2 separate regions of the Homo sapiens genome follow, and region 1 is linked to region 2. Evidence: read pairs that join two places in POLR2A ChIA-PET (ENCODE). Cell type or tissue: HepG2. All regions are shown on one strand. Links, peaks and the distances in the headings refer to the core of each region. The heading gives the core; the rest is flanking DNA.

Region 1 (8,743 bases), core at 346-8,345, 84 kb after region 2:
GTATTTGTGTTTGTTTAAACCTTGAACACTTTGAACATTACACAGTATATTTTAAACATGTATCAAATTCTTTATAAGTTTGTAAGCAAACATTATTAGCTTCTAATGTAGAAGTAATTCAGAAATAACCAAATAAAGTACCACTTAGTAGTTGTATGCTAAAATTTAATGGAATTTATAACCTTTTAAAACCTTCAAAACATCAAAAGCATATCACTTAGTGAGTCTTTGGGTTCTAAGTTGATTTTGTAATTTTATTTGCAAATTAGCCTTAGGTTGAGATTTACTGTTACATTTCTGTATCTATAGGCTTTGAGTCTCTGATTAGTAGGTACCACAAAACAGTAAAGACTTCCAGTAAATTAAAGAACTAGGATCATGCGGAATGGATATTATGGTCAATGGGAGTCGGGCAGTAATTTGCTATTTTCAGCTGACAGCCTTATGGTAGGGAGACATTAGCAAAGCTTTGGTGAAGTTCAAAACATTTCCTGGCATAGGATGAAGTATGAAAAACTAACACATTTGAGCAGAGTTTATTAGCATTTTTGAATTATCAGAGATAATATTAGATTACAGTATCATATAGTATTAGATAAGATGCACCGTTGACACAGGTACAGAAGTTTCCATATAGTTCAACTGATTTTTTATTTATTTTTTATTTTTTTGAGATAGGGTCTGACTCTGTCACCCAGGCTGGAGTGCAGTGGCACCATCTGAGCTCACTGCAACCTCCATCTTGCAGGCTCAAACGATCCTCCCACCTCAGCCTCACAAGTAGCTGGGACTACAGGCATCTGACACCACACCCAGCTAATTTTTGTATATTTTGCAGAGACAGGATCTCGCCATGTTGCCCAGGCTGGTCTCCGACTCCTGAGCCCAAGTAATCTGCCCCCCTCGGCCACCCAAAGTGGTGGGATTACAGGCATGAGCCACCATGCTCGGCCCAGATCAACTGAATTTAGGATTTGATATTACTTTGACTTTCCTGCAATCCAAGTTCCTTTTGCCAGTTTACTTCATTTGCTTCTGCAAATATAAGTACAGTGGTTTGGCTTTCTTTTTAAGCCTTTAATAAAATGTCTAGGTGTTGAGACTAACATCAGACTCTTTCTCATTAATATAATACAAAGCCAGCTCGATTCTAATTAACTAGTTGGAATTTCACATGTTAGCTCTACAAATCATTTTTCACGCATTATTCCTATCTCTATAAGCTTGTTAAAAAGTGATTTATAAATTTGTTCCAGACTCTCAAAGATGAAGACTTTTGTAAACGTGTATCTTTGGCTACTGTGGATAAAACAGTTGAAACTCCATCGCCTCATTACCATCATGAGCATCATCACAATCATGGACATCAGCACCTTGGCAGCAGTGAGCTTTCAGAGAATCAGCAACCAGGAGCACCAAATGCTCCTACTCATCCTGCTCCTCCAGGCCTTCATCACCACCATAAGCACAAGGGTCAGCATAGGCAGGGTCACCCAGAGAACCGAGATATGCCAGCAAGTGAAGATTTACAAGATTTACAAAAGAAGCTCTGTCGAAAGAGATGTATAAATCAATTACTCTGTAAATTGCCCACAGATTCAGAGTTGGCTCCTAGGAGCTGATGCTGCCATTGTCGACATCTGATATTTGAAAAAACAGGGTCTGCAATCACCTGACAGTGTAAAGAAAACCTCCCATCTTTATGTAGCTGACAGGGACTTCGGGCAGAGGAGAACATAACTGAATCTTGTCAGTGACGTTTGCCTCCAGCTGCCTGACAAATAAGTCAGCAGCTTATACCCACAGAAGCCAGTGCCAGTTGACGCTGAAAGAATCAGGCAAAAAAGTGAGAATGACCTTCAAACTAAATATTTAAAATAGGACATACTCCCCAATTTAGTCTAGACACAATTTCATTTCCAGCATTTTTATAAACTACCAAATTAGTGAACCAAAAATAGAAATTAGATTTGTGCAAACATGGAGAAATCTACTGAATTGGCTTCCAGATTTTAAATTTTATGTCATAGAAATATTGACTCAAACCATATTTTTTATGATGGAGCAACTGAAAGGTGATTGCAGCTTTTGGTTAATATGTCTTTTTTTTTCTTTTTCCAGTGTTCTATTTGCTTTAATGAGAATAGAAACGTAAACTATGACCTAGGGGTTTCTGTTGGATAATTAGCAGTTTAGAATGGAGGAAGAACAACAAAGACATGCTTTCCATTTTTTTCTTTACTTATCTCTCAAAACAATATTACTTTGTCTTTTCAATCTTCTACTTTTAACTAATAAAATAAGTGGATTTTGTATTTTAAGATCCAGAAATACTTAACACGTGAATATTTTGCTAAAAAAGCATATATAACTATTTTAAATATCCATTTATCTTTTGTATATCTAAGACTCATCCTGATTTTTACTATCACACATGAATAAAGCCTTTGTATCTTTCTTTCTCTAATGTTGTATCATACTCTTCTAAAACTTGAGTGGCTGTCTTAAAAGATATAAGGGGAAAGATAATATTGTCTGTCTCTATATTGCTTAGTAAGTATTTCCATAGTCAATGATGGTTTAATAGGTAAACCAAACCCTATAAACCTGACCTCCTTTATGGTTAATACTATTAAGCAAGAATGCAGTACAGAATTGGATACAGTACGGATTTGTCCAAATAAATTCAATAAAAACCTTAAAGCTGACTTCGTTTGTTATGTAGGCTGTATGCATATATTGAAAACAGAAGTGAAACTTTCGATTGCTTTTAAATAAATACCAACTAATGAATTTACTGCTAAGCTCAAAACCGTCTACGCTTAAGGTGAGAATCTTTGCCAACAGAAAGGCGTTGCTCTAAATCGCGAATGGTATTACGAAGAATTGCAATCTCCTTGTTTTTTTCTTCTTGAAAATGCTGAAGTTTCTAAACGAAACAAAAAATTTGTTATTAGAATTCAGAAATAAAATTTAGTACAAGGAACAACAAAATAACAAAGAAATGCACTTCTGCTATTGGTATTTTAAAAAATACCTTATATTGTTAATAAGAATTAGATGATTTTTATAGAAACATGCTTAGAAAGTTTTCTTAAGCAACAAATACTGAGAGGAAAACTCACATACCCTTCTGTAGATACTTTGTGGCAAAACAGTAGAATCCTGATATGATTTTGATTTAGTCTGAACTCTTGCTAGTTTGGCATCAAACTGAATCAAATTGAAAAGAAAGTTATTGAAACTCTAGACAATTAGAAACAATTGTTTCTATAATTATAATCCATGTTATCCTTTGACATGTAATCTGTAATTCAGGTGTAAATTACAGTATAGACAATAGAAAAATCTTTCTTTAAGAAATAATTTTTCAGAAAGAGCAAAGAACAGAAAAACAAGATTAACCCTGATTGCACGGCAAAATTACCTGGAGAGGTTTTTTTTTTCTTTGTTTCTAAAGTACCAAATGCCTGGGCACTACTTTAGAGATTCTGGTGTGCAGCTAGCGTCATCTTTTTCTCAAAACATCACGTGATTCTATAGTGCAGACAGGGTTTAGAATCTAGTTTAACTTAAATATAGGTAAAAATATTTTTACGTTAAAATGAGTGTATTATAAAGAAAATGTAATAAACAGTCAAGGAAGAAAACCTCACCTAGCTTTCTGCAGGAACTTTGAGGCTGAACAGTAGAATTTGAATACGATCTTGTCGATATAGTTTGAACCCTTGCTGGTTTCAATTAAACTGAATCAGGTTAAAAAAGTTCTCATAGGCCATTCTTAACAGGCCAATTTTTTTTTGTTTTTGCACAATATTCCATTATATAACTCTTCTCTTCAGATTTAGTTAACATAGCCTCTCTGAGGACTAAGAATAAACTCTGAGATTATGCTCTGGTTTGAGGAGAGAAATGGTTAGGTACAATGAAAACAAATAAGGAGCTGTGTATACCAGTCAAATAATAGACCAGTGATAAGGCCCAAATGGCAAACAAAATGCAAATTTCCAAACAGAGGAGGATTAGAAGTTGGTAGTAGATCTTGAAACATGGCCTATTAATTTCAGTTGGCCATTCAGCCTTTCCTGTGGTTTGTGGTACACTTGGTCAGATGGCAGCAGCAGCAGCAGCACCAGCAGCAAAGGGTATCTAAAGTCAACATCAGTCCTCTTTCTGCCCAGTGATTACTCAAGGTAACTCACCAAGTACCCTGGGGATTCCAAAGTTTCAGGAATATGAGTAGTATGTGATTTTAATTAAGACTTGTGAATTCTTACAAGGTAAAATGAAAGTTGGGGTGGGGGGAAGCAACGGAAGAATGATGGAAGGGTAGATTGATAGAGTCTAGAAAACATTTAAAGGACAAATATTTTGTCAAAGTACATTTGAGATTGTGATATCCGGTTAAATGAACTACTCAAGACTGTTTGTTTATTTATTTATTTTTTTCGTTCTGTTGCCCAGGCTGGAGTGCAGTGGCACAATCTCGGCTCACTGCTAAGTCTGCCTCCCGGGTTCAAGTGATTCTCCTGCCTCAGCCTCCTGAGTAGCTGGATAACAGGCATCTGCCATCACGCCCAGTTAATTTTTGTAATTTTTTTTTAGTACAGGCGGGTTTCACCACGTTGGCCTGGTTGGTCTCGAACTCCTGACCTTAGGTGATCCGCTCGCCTCGGCCTGCCAAAGTGCTGGGATTATAGGTGTGAGCCACCACACCCGGCCTACTCAAGACTTTTGAGCAAAGAGTTAGAGCCTCAGCCTTTGAGATGCCCTATTAGAAGTCCCTTAAAAAAAAAATTGTAGGAATTTGGTTTGTTTGCCCCCAGGATATATATTCTTCCAGAAAGTTATTAGGAAGAAATTTGTTTTTTTAATGAGAAATAAAGCAAAATAAATTTCTAGTTGGTTACTGGGTTTTGACAAATTTCGGCTGGGATGAGAATAAATGTGAAGCGTTAGAAACATTCTTCCCATGCTGGAATGGTAGAAATTATGAAACCTACATAGAATTTACCATAAAATGCAGATAATCCTTGAGTTTTCTGTCAGGGAAATGTGAGTGCTAAAAATACAATAGCTAAAATAAAGTTTCACTGTATTGGTTTAATAGCCAATTAGATACACTAAAGATAGAATTAGTAAGTTGGAGAATAGGTTAGAAGAAAATATCTACCCTGAGACAGGGAAAAACAAGAAAATGACATATACAGAAAAGAGCATATGAGACACAGGAACTGGTAGTAAAGTCTATGAAAGGCTGTTGTCTCTCACCTAGTGTTGGGCCTAAAGTTGCTGCAGTCAGAAAGGCCTGCAGTTAAAAGGAAAAGTTGGATGTCAAGTGGGAAATACTGAGAAGAAAAGTTCTCAGAGGAAGCAATATCCTCCCTAAAAACCAGGAACTTTCGAACAACTCAAGGGTCCACTTTCAGGTCAAGTGCTGAAAGGCAATGCAGATGACAGTTGTATGGTATGTGATTACTGCAATCATTTGGTGGAGAATGAGCATGTGTGAAGCCCTCTCACAGAATTGCTTCTAATCCTAAAATGTATCTCACTGTGATGAAAAACAATCAAAGTACAGTTTAGACTAAGGGATGTGTCCTCAAGTTTAGCAGACTCTTAAACACTTACTTCTAGTTGTAGCTTGATTATTTCATTTTGTTTTTCTTTTTCTTGACTTCTTAGCTTTGCATTTAACTCTGAAATTTCCATCTCCTTTTTCTCTATTAGTTCTTTGTGCTTTTCTTCATTTAATTCAACTGAATAAAATGAAATAAATAAAATTCATTTGTTAAAAATTTCAAAATTATTATAAGTTTGTATTTCTTTAGTGTTTTAAATCATTCCTAAAAAAGTAAATTTTATTAATGAAACATATTTTAGAAATGGTGTAGGTATAGAATAGCTTTTCTATGTTTTTTACAAGACCCTGAATAATGTTTGAGACACAGAAGTCACTTGCCAAATATTTTTGAATGAATAAGGTAATTTAAACTATTAAACATCAAAGGCCTGGAAAATAAATGGGAGATACAGTGGTTGAAGAGGGACACAAAGCCTGAGTTTCTAGGTATGAAGGGCTCAAACTACTGGATGACTCTAGAGCTACATGAAGCCCCTGCTATACTATTCCATATGATCAGGCCATTCTCATGTTCACATCATATCTTTATGCTTTATCAAATTTCTTCTTCTCCCAACTTTCTTATTCCTGTTAATGACACCATGACATCTAGGATGAGAGGCTCAAGAAAATCTTTTATTTTTAACGAGAAAGGAGACAATCTACAAGCCCCACAATGAAGGGCTTCCTAGCTTTCTTTTTTTTTTTTTTAATTTTATTATTATTATACTTTAAGTTTTAGGGTACATGTGCACCATGTGCAGGTTAGTTACATATGTATACATGTGCCATGCTGGTGTGCTGCACCCATTAACTCGTCATTTAGCATTAGGTATATCTGCTAATGCTATCCCTCCCCCATCTCCCCCACCCCACAACAGTCCCCAGAGTGTGATGTTCCCCTTCCTGTGTCCATGTGTTCTCATTGTTCAATTCCCACCTATGAGTGAGAACATGTGGTGTTTGGTTTTTTGTCCTTGCGATAGTTTACTGAGAATGATGATTTCCAATTTCATCCATGTCCCTACAAAGGACATGAACTCATCATTTTTTATGGCTGCATAGTATTCCATGGTGTATATGTGCCACATTTTCTTAATCCAGTCTATCATTGTTGGACATTTGGGTTGGTTCCAAGTCTTTGCTATTGTGAATAGTGCCGCAATAAACATACGCGTGCATGTGTCTTTATAGCAGCATGATTTATAGTCCTTTGGGTATATACCCAGTAATGGGATGGCTGGGTCAAATGGTATTCTGATATAGATATTTAGATAATAAATTTGTAGATCCTACTCTGTATGATTTAAACCTTTGAAATAGGTTGAAATTTACTTTTTCATTTATGATATGGTCAACTTTCTTAAATGTTCCATGCATACTTGAAAATAATACGTATTCCGCATTTATTGGGTATATCATTTATGTCAATTAGTATCAGTTGTTTATTTTGTTGCTTAAATTTTCTATATCATTACTAATTTTGCATATTTGTATGTACTTTTCTACCACTAAAAGGTGAATTAAAGTCTCTCATTATGATTGTGGATTTGTCTGTCACCTACTAGTTCTGCGAATTTTACTTGGTACATATACATTTAGAATTGTTGTTTTATTTCCCTGGTAAATCAAACACTTTACATCACAAAATATCCATCTTTTGCTCTAGAACTGCTTCTTGCTTTAAAGTATACTTTGTCCAATATTAGTATAGCTATGCCAGCTTCATGTTGGCTACTATTTGCATGTTATATTCTTTTCCATCTTTTATTTTAAATCTTTCTATAGTTTTGTATTTTAGGTATATTGAAAGCAGGATAGTAGCAGATTTTAATACTTATTCAATCTGGCAATCTTTTTTAATTGGAAATTCATTCAAGTTTAACTTAATGCATTTAGTAATATATTTGGGTTTAAATCAACTAGCTTATTATTTGTTGGCTTTTACATTTTATGTTCATTTCTCTCTTTTTTCTCATCTTCATTTAGACAGAATAACTATTTTTACTTCCCTTTTTTCCTCCTCTATTAGATTGATAATCATTAGCTTGATAAATATTCTTTTATTCTTCCTTTAGTGGTTATCTTAGAGTTTATGGCATGCCTACTTGACTTATTAGAATTTAATAAAATTAGTACTTTTATCACTTTATGGACATGATACAAACCTTAAAAACATTTTAACTCCATTTATTCCCCCTTTTGTCTTTGGTGTTTTTGTACTATGTTAACTTAGCTAAATTAGAACTATGTTTTCCAGAATTCCCTTGTCTATATGTTCTAAGGTAGAGTTAGCCGTAAGAGAAATCTCCACAAGGTTTGGAAGATGGAAGTATAGCAAGAACTAATTTTCTCTGATGTTTAGTATAGGATGCTGGGCAGTGTTTCAGTTCACACATGGTGTTGCTGGCCTTCTGGCTCACCAAATCAGCAGCTATTATTTTTTGAAGGTCAATGTAGAGCCCCAGGGAACAGTGCAATTTATACAAGTTGTCACTTATCAAAGGATCATCTCAGTAATAAGGAAAAACGTTTGGTTCCACAGCTTCTTAAGCTCCCAACAGATTTCTTTTTTTAGCTGCTAGAAGTCTCAGGCCAGGTGTCCTTGAAGCTCAATGGCGTAGGGCACCATCTTTTCCTGCAGGTCGTCATGTCATTAAGGTCGAAGGAGGTATAAGAAAGATGCAAATTCCAGTTTGTTCTCAGTATTTCCACTTGACATCCAACTTTTCTTTTTACCTGTAGGCCTTTCTGACTGCAGCAACTTTAGGCCCAACACTAGATGAGAGACAACAGCCTTTCATAGACTTTACTACCAGTTCCTATATCTCACATGTTCTTTTCTGTATATGCCATTTTCTTGCTTCTCCCTGTCTCAGAGTAGATATTTTCTTCTAACCTGTTCTCCAGCTTACTAATTCTATCTCCAGTGTATCTAATTGGCTATTAAACCAATACAGTGAAACTTTATTTTTACCTACTGTGTTTTTAGCACTTACATTTCCATCTACTTCTCTAGTATAATTTCCAGTTCTCCATAAAAATTCCCCAAGTCCAGCTGAGCTTGGTGGCTCACACCTGTAATCCCAGCACTTTGGGAGGCCAAGGCAGGTGGCTCAC
Region 2 (8,743 bases), core at 317-8,316:
AAGAACAGTCACTAGCAATCCCCAGGTGACATTTCAGTAATGGCTTCATATAGTCTGAAAATCAGAGAGAAGGTCAGTTTCTTTAAGCAGACTTGCTATCTGGGAGTTCACTTCTCTCTGGGATATACTTTCCAAGACCCTGCCTTTAACTGTTAGCCATCTTTCAGTCACCCATGCTCAATACACTCATTCACTTAGCAAATATTTATTGAGCTCATACTAAGTGCTTGGCTTAGTTCTAGATGTTGGGCATATAGAATTTAACAATGAACAATTTCCTTGTTTTCATGTAGGAGAGAGGAGAAAGAACAATAAACAAATACATATGTAATATACTGTTAGGAAAAGTACGAAGAAATGTAACATGTTAATAGGCTGGAGAGTAAGGAGATGGAGAGGGTGGTTATTTAAGATGAAGCAGTCAGGGAGGTCTCTCTGGGAAGGTGACAAGAGAGTGGACATTGGAAAGATGGGAGAGTGTGAGCCATATGAATGTCTAGGGAGAAGGGCATTCTGGACAGAGTGACAATCCAGCACAGAATGAGCTTGATCTGCTGTAGGAAAAGGAAGAAGGTCAATTTGGTCAAACTGGCAGAAGTGAGCCAGAAAATAAAAAGAGGTGAAACTGGAGAAATAGGCAAAAGCCAGTTATTTTAGACCTTATAGGACATGGTAAGGAGTTTGGGTTTCATTCAAAGTATTATGGGAAGCCTATTATGGTGGCTCACTCTTGTAAACACAAAACTTTGGGAGGTCAAGGCAGGAGTATTGCTTGGACCTAGGAGTTGGAGGACAGCCTCGGCAATGTAGTGAGACTCCCATGTCTACGAAAAATAAAAAATTAGCCTGGCTTGACGTTGCACACTTGTAGTCCCAGCTACTCAGGTTGCTGAGGCAGGAGGACTGCTTGAGCCAGGAGGTCGAGGCTGCAGTAAGCTGTGATTATGCTACTGTACTCCATCCTGTGTGACAGAGCAAGACCCTATCTCAAAAAACAAAACAAAAACAACAACCAAAATCCAAAGTGTTATGTAGGACTTTGAGGCAGGGGTGAGGCATTATCTGATTTATGTTTTAGGCAGATCATTCTAGTTGCTATCTGGAGACCTGACCACTTAAGAGTATAAAAGGAATCAGGGAGTCCAGGTGCAAGCCTACCGCAGGGATTTAGGTGAACAAAGATGGTTTCTTTGGTATAGATAGCAGCAGTGAAAGTGGTAAACAGTGGTGAAGTTTGAAATAAATTTTGAAGGTGGAATAAATGGAAGTTTCTGATGAGTTGGAGGTGTGGTGTAAAGAAAAGAGTAAAAATATCTCCTATGCCTTGAGTCTGAAAAACTAGGTGAATATTGGGGCCATTTATTGAAACAAGGAAGTGTGGAGAGGCTGACTAGGGTTCACCAAGCATAGATGTCAAGTAGGCAGCTGGAGATTTAAGCCAATGTAAAGATGTAGGTTTGAGATTCAATATCTAAATGTATTTAAAGCCATGGAACTGAGTGAGACCACTCAAGGAGAGGGGAGTAGATAGACAAGAGTGTTGAAGACTGAGGTAAAATGTTGGAAGAAGTAAAGGAGTCATCAATAGAGGCAGAATGGAGATGTCCAGTGAGATCTGAAGAATTTTCAAGGGGAAGGAGGTGATAACCTGCTACAATGATGGTTACAGGTAAATTAAGATGGAGATCACTGGTGTCTGGAGAAGGCCAAGTTCAGGGGAGTGAGAGGGGTGAACACTCAATCAGTGTGTGCTGAAACCACAATGAGAGCCAAGGAAGTGAAGACAGTAAGAACAGACAACTCTATTTAGAGGTTTTTCTCTAAAGGGTTGCTGAGGAACAAAGCAGTAGTTGGAGGTGAATTAAGGGAGTCTAAGGAGGGATCTTTACTTGCTTATGAGAGATATTACAGAAATATTATATGGTTCCCTTCAGAGAGCTGAGTTTTAAGGGCAAAGATACAGAACTTGGAGGGCAGAGTTTGCTCTCTGCTCCCTGCAGAAACACTCCAAGAGACTTTTGCCTGAGAACTTAGCTTGCATAGAAGGAATGGAGTCCAGCAGCTGGGGTCAGCATAGCCAACATTATTGGGCATTTTGGGATGATCTTCAGATCTGCATTTTGTCCTGAAGTTTCACAGTGAAGTTCTAATTGGGTAGCCCAATCATGTAGCCTTTGTAACCCCACATGTGCTATTTTCCCCTGGTAACTGGTGAAAGTGAATGTAAATAGTGGATTAGTGTGGTTTGAGGTCTATGGAGTGTAATAGGCCAGTGTGGTTGTGTTCTAGGTGAGAGTGCAAGATCAAAGGGCAAATCCATGTGCCCCCTTCTCAAGATGGGGATAACAAGGGAGAACGTATTGATGCTAGTCTGTCTTTTTTTGTCTGCTGTTACCTTTTCTTCCTTGTTTTTGAGAAGTTCTCAGGCTCTCTTCAACACCATCCCACCAGGAAAGTAAGTTAACATGAACTGACCTATCCTGATGTAAACAAAAAGAGTGAAACTCTGAAATATTTGAGATTTATTTTGATTCAAACATGAGTGATCAGTGGCCTGCGACACAGCCCTCAGGAGATACTGAGGACATGTGCCCAAGGTGGTCAAAGCACAGCCTAGTTGTATACATTTTGGGAAACATGAGACATCAATTAACCACATTTAAGATGTAAATTAGTTTGGTCCAGAAAGGCAGGACAATTTGAAGCAGGGGACCGTGAGGGGGAGAGGGGTTTCAGGTTATAGGTAGATTTAAAATTTTTCTGATTGGCAATTGATTGAAATAGTTATTATCAATAAAAAGAAATGTCTGGGTTATGATAAAGTGTTGTGGAGACCAAAGTTTTATCTTGCAGATGAAGCCTCCAGGTAGCAGGCTTCAGAGATAACAGATTATAAACGTTTCTCATCACACTTAAGATCTGTGTTGATATTAAACGCTGGCTGGGTTTTCCTGAATTCTAAAAGGGAAGAGGGTATAATGAGCCATGTCTGACCCCACTTCCCACCATGGCCTAAATCAGCTTTTCAGGTTAACTTTGGAGTGCCCTGGCCTAGAGGAGGGGCCCATTCAGATGGTTGGCGGTGGGGTGCGGTGGGGGCTTAGAGTTTTAATTTTGGTGTACAGGTTTTATACTTCTTCTCTTCTTTTCCCATTTTAAAAGAGGTGGCTGAAATTTACCTCATGAATAAAAACTGGGAAATTGTGACATCAAATATTATAAATGTAGGGAGAGGTGGAGTAGAAGTGTAGAGTTTTTTTAATGCTATCAAAGTCAAGTTATCAGCTTATCACCATTATAAGATTTTTTTGTAAGCCTCATGGTGCTCATGGTAACCACAAAGCAAAAACCTATAGTAAGTAAAAAAGGATTTTTTTAAAAAAGAAATCAAAACATATAAGCATAACACTGGAGGAAATTTCTTAATCACAAAGAAAGACCAACAAGAGAAGAAAAAAACAAAGGTTCTACAAAACAATCAGAAAACTATTTAAAAAATGGCAATAGCAAATCCTTATCTATCAATAATTATCTTGAGTTTAAAAGAATTAAATTCTTCCATCAAAAGTCATAGAGTGGCTGAATGAATAAAAAAAAACACCCAATCATAACCTGCCTACAAGAGACTCACTTCATCTGTAAGAATACAACACATAGAATGAAAGTGATATAAATGGAAACCAAGAGAAAGCAGGAATAGCTATACTTAGAACAGGTAAAATAAATTTTAAGTCAAAAAGTGTAAAATGAAACAAAGAAGGTCATTATGTAATGATAAGAGGTTAATTTAGCCAAAGGACATAACGAATGTAAATATATACATGCCCACACAAAAGTACCTAAATATATACAGCAAATAGTAATAGATCTGAAGGAAGAGATTAGACTATAACACAATAACAGTAAGAGATTGCTATACTTAACTTTTAGCAATGGACAGATCATCCACATAGAAAAATCAATAAGGAAACACTAGCCTTAGACTATACCTTAGACCAAATGGACCTAACAGACATACACAGGACATTCCTTGCAATAGCTGCAGAATACACATTCTTCTTAAGCACAAAAGGAACATTCTCCAGGACAGATAATATGTAATCATATATGCCACAAAATATGTCTTAACAAATTTAAGAAGATTGAAATCATATCAAATATCTTTTTTGAACAGAATGATATAAAACTAGAAATCAAGAGAAATTTTGGAAAACTCACAAACACATAGAAATATTCAATAAAAGATCTAGTCTGTAATCCAGAACTACTGAGTCAAAGCTTCCAACTGTGAGGGCTAAGAAGTTTTGTTTTAAAAATTTCTGATATGGCAAGTTCAATAATATGAAATCTAGCTAGAACTAGTGATAACGTTTGGTAGATTTACCCCAAATTATTCTTTGTGAATAATTTTATTTATTCATTTTATATACAATTATGGGATGATATTGTATATTGTATTTGTATTCAGGCAGAACCCCAAGCCCAATTAGCTTAAGCAAACAGAGTTTATTGGCTTATGACTGAGAAGTCTAAAGCTGGTTCTGACTTTAATAACTACTCAACCTAGGGTGTCTGATATCTTCACCATCTTTATTTGGGAGTTAAGGCCTTTCTTTTCCTTAACCAAGTTCTAGGAAGAAAAGGTCCAGGACTTGTTTTCATTAGCCTGTCTTTCATGATGTACCAAGGAAATGAGTTACCTTAATTTAATCTAATTAACGTTTTTGACCTATGTGGGTTGGAGTCAAAGCACCACTTGAAACACGTGAGATGTTTTTCCCATAGGAAAGGGAAGTTCTATTAGCAGAAGAAGGAGGGGAAAGACATCTGCTGATCAGAAGAAAATAACAGATGTGATTAACACGCACTACATAGTTCTGCTTCCTGCTGTTTTCACTTAATGTTGTATACTCATCACTTTTTCATATCCTCAAAAATTCTTTGAAAATCTGATATTTTATTACCACACAATATTCTACTTTATATGGACAGTCTATTGGTTATCAATTGCTGCAAAATAAATTACCCTCAACAGCGTAAAACAACAAAAAATCTATTATATCCTATAGTTTCTCAGTGTCAGGAATACCTGAGTGGCTTAGCTGGGTAGTTTTGGCCACATTCTGTCATGAGTTTGCAGTCAAGCTGTCCGCTAGAGGGAAGATGTTGGTCAAAGGGCACACAATTTCAGTTATATAAGATAAATAAGTCCTAGAGACCTACTGTACAGCATAGCACCTGTAGTTAAAGATACTGTATTGAATACCTAATTTTCTAAGAGCATAGATCCTAAATGCTCTTATCACAAAATAAAATATAAAATAAAAGAGGCTCCTGCTTTTTGTCTTTCCACATTCTGCCCCAGGCCATCTCCCAGGCCCTGGGAACATCTTTGGCTTGTGCAAGAGCAGATCAGAAGTGCCAGGGGTTAAAGCCCTTGAGACCAACCCTTGGGAGAATGGTGTTGGAGTATTTGCTCCGCCTTCCATCTTTCAGGTGAACCATTCAGAGAAAGTCTGTACACCACTCAGAAGTCCCAGCAGAATTGAATCTCCATTGCTGATGGCAGGGACCTCAGTAATGCATCCTTACATGAGCTCTCCCTGCTTCCTCATGTCCCTCTCCAAGCTCCCTTGACCTGGTTCCCTAGTAGATCTTTTTAAATAAACTGCTTGCACCTAGTCCTTGTCTCAGGGTTTGAGTTCAAGGAAATACAAAACAAATCACCCTTTAAAACTATTTTTAAAAATTATATGGCATCAATATTTCAAACAGTTATGTAGCAACCATCTTGTTGAGCTAAACTCAAAGTCCCAGAAAAGGGAACAAGGATTCTTTACTGTCATACTAAGTAAATGTAATATTGTGTACATACCCTGTCTTACTGTGTTTTTGAATTAGTTAAAAGCCATCTCCATATTTTCTTAAGTAAACACATTATAGCCAATTGCACAATAGATGCTAACAGAAAACATTACTTTTCAGATATGGAATGTTCTAAGCAATATATTTCAAAGATTGTAAGAGATTTTCCTCCAAGAAAATGAGAGTAATTAAAATCCTCCGTATTTGGCATCCTCTTTCCTGGGATGATTAAGGCCTCCAGCTCTTGGCAGGTCAAGCCATTAAGGAAATCTGTGTGGCCATTTGAACAGGAAGGATTATACACTGACTACAGTTATCACTGGTCCAGAGGTAGAACATGCCAAAACTACTATTCAGGATAATTTTGAACTTGCTGATATGTCAATTTCAGTAAACAGAGTAACAAAGGACAGCCTGAAGTTTCCTGGGCTGGTGATGTGTGAACCCCCACGATTCTATGCAAGTCCAATTGCTAGAGAAGTGGCTTCAAATCAACTCTAAATTACTTTGGGCATATAGGAGGAGGGGAAGGAAGATGGCTACTCCATTAGTCCTCTTTATCCTTAATTTTTACAAATTGTGTGTATACTTTACGCAGTAGAAATTTACACTACAAATTCTGAATAAATCAACATGCTATCATTGTTTACCATCACTATAAAATGGTGGAAGAGTAAGTCCATTTATTCATGCAGAGATGAAACAGTTTTAAATTTATATTTTAACCTCATTAAAATTCTCAACTTACAAAAAGAACTACTAGCCAATCTCTTAGCCCAAGTGTCTGTTAAAACACTTGTTTGTTTGGGAACTTAACTGAAAACACAATTCTCAAGGAAATTGGCAGAATTATAACTATAAGCTTATAGTGACTCAATATATATTAAAAAGTTAAGGTAAAAAATATAAGAAAATGCTAATATGTAAACACTGCAAATATTTTAGTGAAGTAGAAAATACTTCTATCATATAAGGAACCAGTCTAATTTATGCTTAGATTTTTCACATATTGAATTTTGTGGTCAATGACTAATTACTCTTGTTTCTAAAATGAATGACATAATTTTAGCTAAAAGCATAGAAACTTGGGGATCTAGCAAGCATTTGCAGCATTATAGTGAGCAAATGAAGATATGCTTTTTAGAAAACACTATCTTAAAGAAACTTCTCAGACTTTTATTGTTACTTTCAAGGACACCTTGAGTGTCTGAAGACTCTAGATTAAGATCCACTGGTTTGGCTTGCAGATTCTTTCTCTTGGAAATCTGCCTGGGTCATATGGTGCAAATCAAGGCTAGGGCCCTGGTAACCTAAAATGATCACCCTCCCAATGCCTGACTATCATAAAGATCATAAAACAGCCTCAGAGACGAGTTCATAGCAAAGTCCACTCTAGAGGCAATTCTCTTACAAGTGGATCCTGCAGGGCGATATGTTTGATTAGCATTTATAGACTGAAGTTTCCCTTTGTGAGGTCAGAGCTGGACTGTCTGCTGTTCCTGCCTGTGCTGAGGCCTGATCATCAGCTTGGCAGTAGGTCACCAGGAAGCTTTACTTTAAGTTCCAAGACAGAGAATTTTAGATTTTCTGCTTTCCAGACTACCCACCATCCCCATGGAAATGGAAATCCACTCCAAATCCCACCTAAACACACACACACACACACACACACACACGCACACACACACACACACATGCATGAGCAGAAAATAGACTTATTGATACACTTTCCTGAGCACAGGCCTACAAAATGCTTTTTCGTTTTTGACATCTAATGATTTAAGATGTGGCCTATACCTAGAGAAGAGCTAAATATCAGGACAAACATTCTCTTCTTTTTCCTAGTCTTTTCTTCTTTTTCATTGAAAAAGCTAAATGCTGAATTCACAATTTTTATAGTGAAGCCAGCTTATCTTTTTCAGATCCTAACACTCAGACTCTTAAGTAGCTGGCTTTAGTTCTTAAAATAAAATTGGTAACTTTTTTCTCCTAACTCACCTTTTTAAAAAAACACCCCAAAGGGAGTTCTTTTTGCATTTTGGGCAATTCACTTTAGGATTACAATAATTCAAAAAATGTGTGAATATGTATCTTGGTCAACAGAATAGCATCTGGAATTCCAGCATGCAACCTGTCAGTGTAGCAGAGACATCTGGTTTCTGTGTAACCGTAGTGTTTGTTTAGTTTTCTTAACTCTACGGTGGACAAAAGGTCTGTTGCTATAATTTGATACTGAAAAATTTTCAGGGTTAGCTTTCTTGCTCGTCCCTTCCTTTTTTTGTCTCTATTTTATTTTTTTAAGTTTAGAGTCATAGTACGAGGATTTTCAGGGATATTACTGATATGACTGCCCCAGCAAGAACACTACCATCACAGAGATTCTGCTTTCATCCCAAGGACAACTCTGATGCCTTTCACTTTCTGTGCTCTTCCTACTGGCTTTGAGTCCTCAATGGTTAGAAGGTCACTTGCTTTAAAGAGAACTTGATAAAACAGCCAAGAGGGACTCAAAGGTTTGAGCTCTCTGTTTCCCTCTGGTCTTTGTCCCAGACCCCTCCATATGCTCTTGAGTTTAGCAGGCCTCTGAATTACCAAATACACAAAGCTAACCAATCTCCACTTTCTCCTCCTCAGAAGGCTCTTCTTTCTCAAGCCTTCTGGACACTTTAGCCCTTTGCAGCAGTCTGAAGTTCAGTGACTGATCACAGCTTAATTAATGACAATATTAAGCAACATTGAGCACCTGTGGTGTTGGAGGCACACACTATGTTGCATGCTATCTCTTTTCATCCTCAAGGTAACTGATGTAGAGTATTATTTTAATTGGTGAACCATGAAGCTGAGGTTCTGTAAAGTTCAGTTGCTTGCCCAAGATCAT

Evidence for each region. Peaks named below come from ENCODE experiments on the same cell type or tissue, not always from the same donor. Only the 100,000 strongest peaks of a DNase experiment are listed, where the experiment ranks them.
Region 1: POLR2A ChIA-PET joins it to region 2 with 6 read pairs; 2 of 35 experiments call an interaction of 5 or more read pairs at or near these places.

Annotation. Positions count from the first base shown.
Region 1 is chr5:42,793,845-42,802,587 of GRCh38, reverse strand. CCDC152 (coiled-coil domain containing 152) reads right to left here. Exons shown (of 9, transcript NM_001134848.2): 7 at 5,632-5,759; 8 at 3,130-3,213; 9 at 149-2,929. The coding sequence ends at 2,807. It overlaps SELENOP (selenoprotein P), which reads left to right. Exons shown (of 5, transcript NM_005410.4): 5 at 1,257-2,708. The coding sequence ends at 1,868. Among named protein-coding and RNA genes, the nearest start is that of SELENOP, 14 kb to the left of the region's middle. In HepG2, for the core only: no CTCF peak of the experiment used is centred there; a DNase peak (open chromatin) is centred at 4,057.
Region 2 is chr5:42,878,033-42,886,775 of GRCh38, reverse strand. No RefSeq gene overlaps it. Among named protein-coding and RNA genes, the nearest start is that of SELENOP, 71 kb to the right of the region's middle. In HepG2, for the core only: a CTCF peak has its summit at 5,149 (motif pointing right); DNase peaks (open chromatin) are centred at 5,150, 7,314 and 8,310; H3K4me3 peaks cover 537 bases.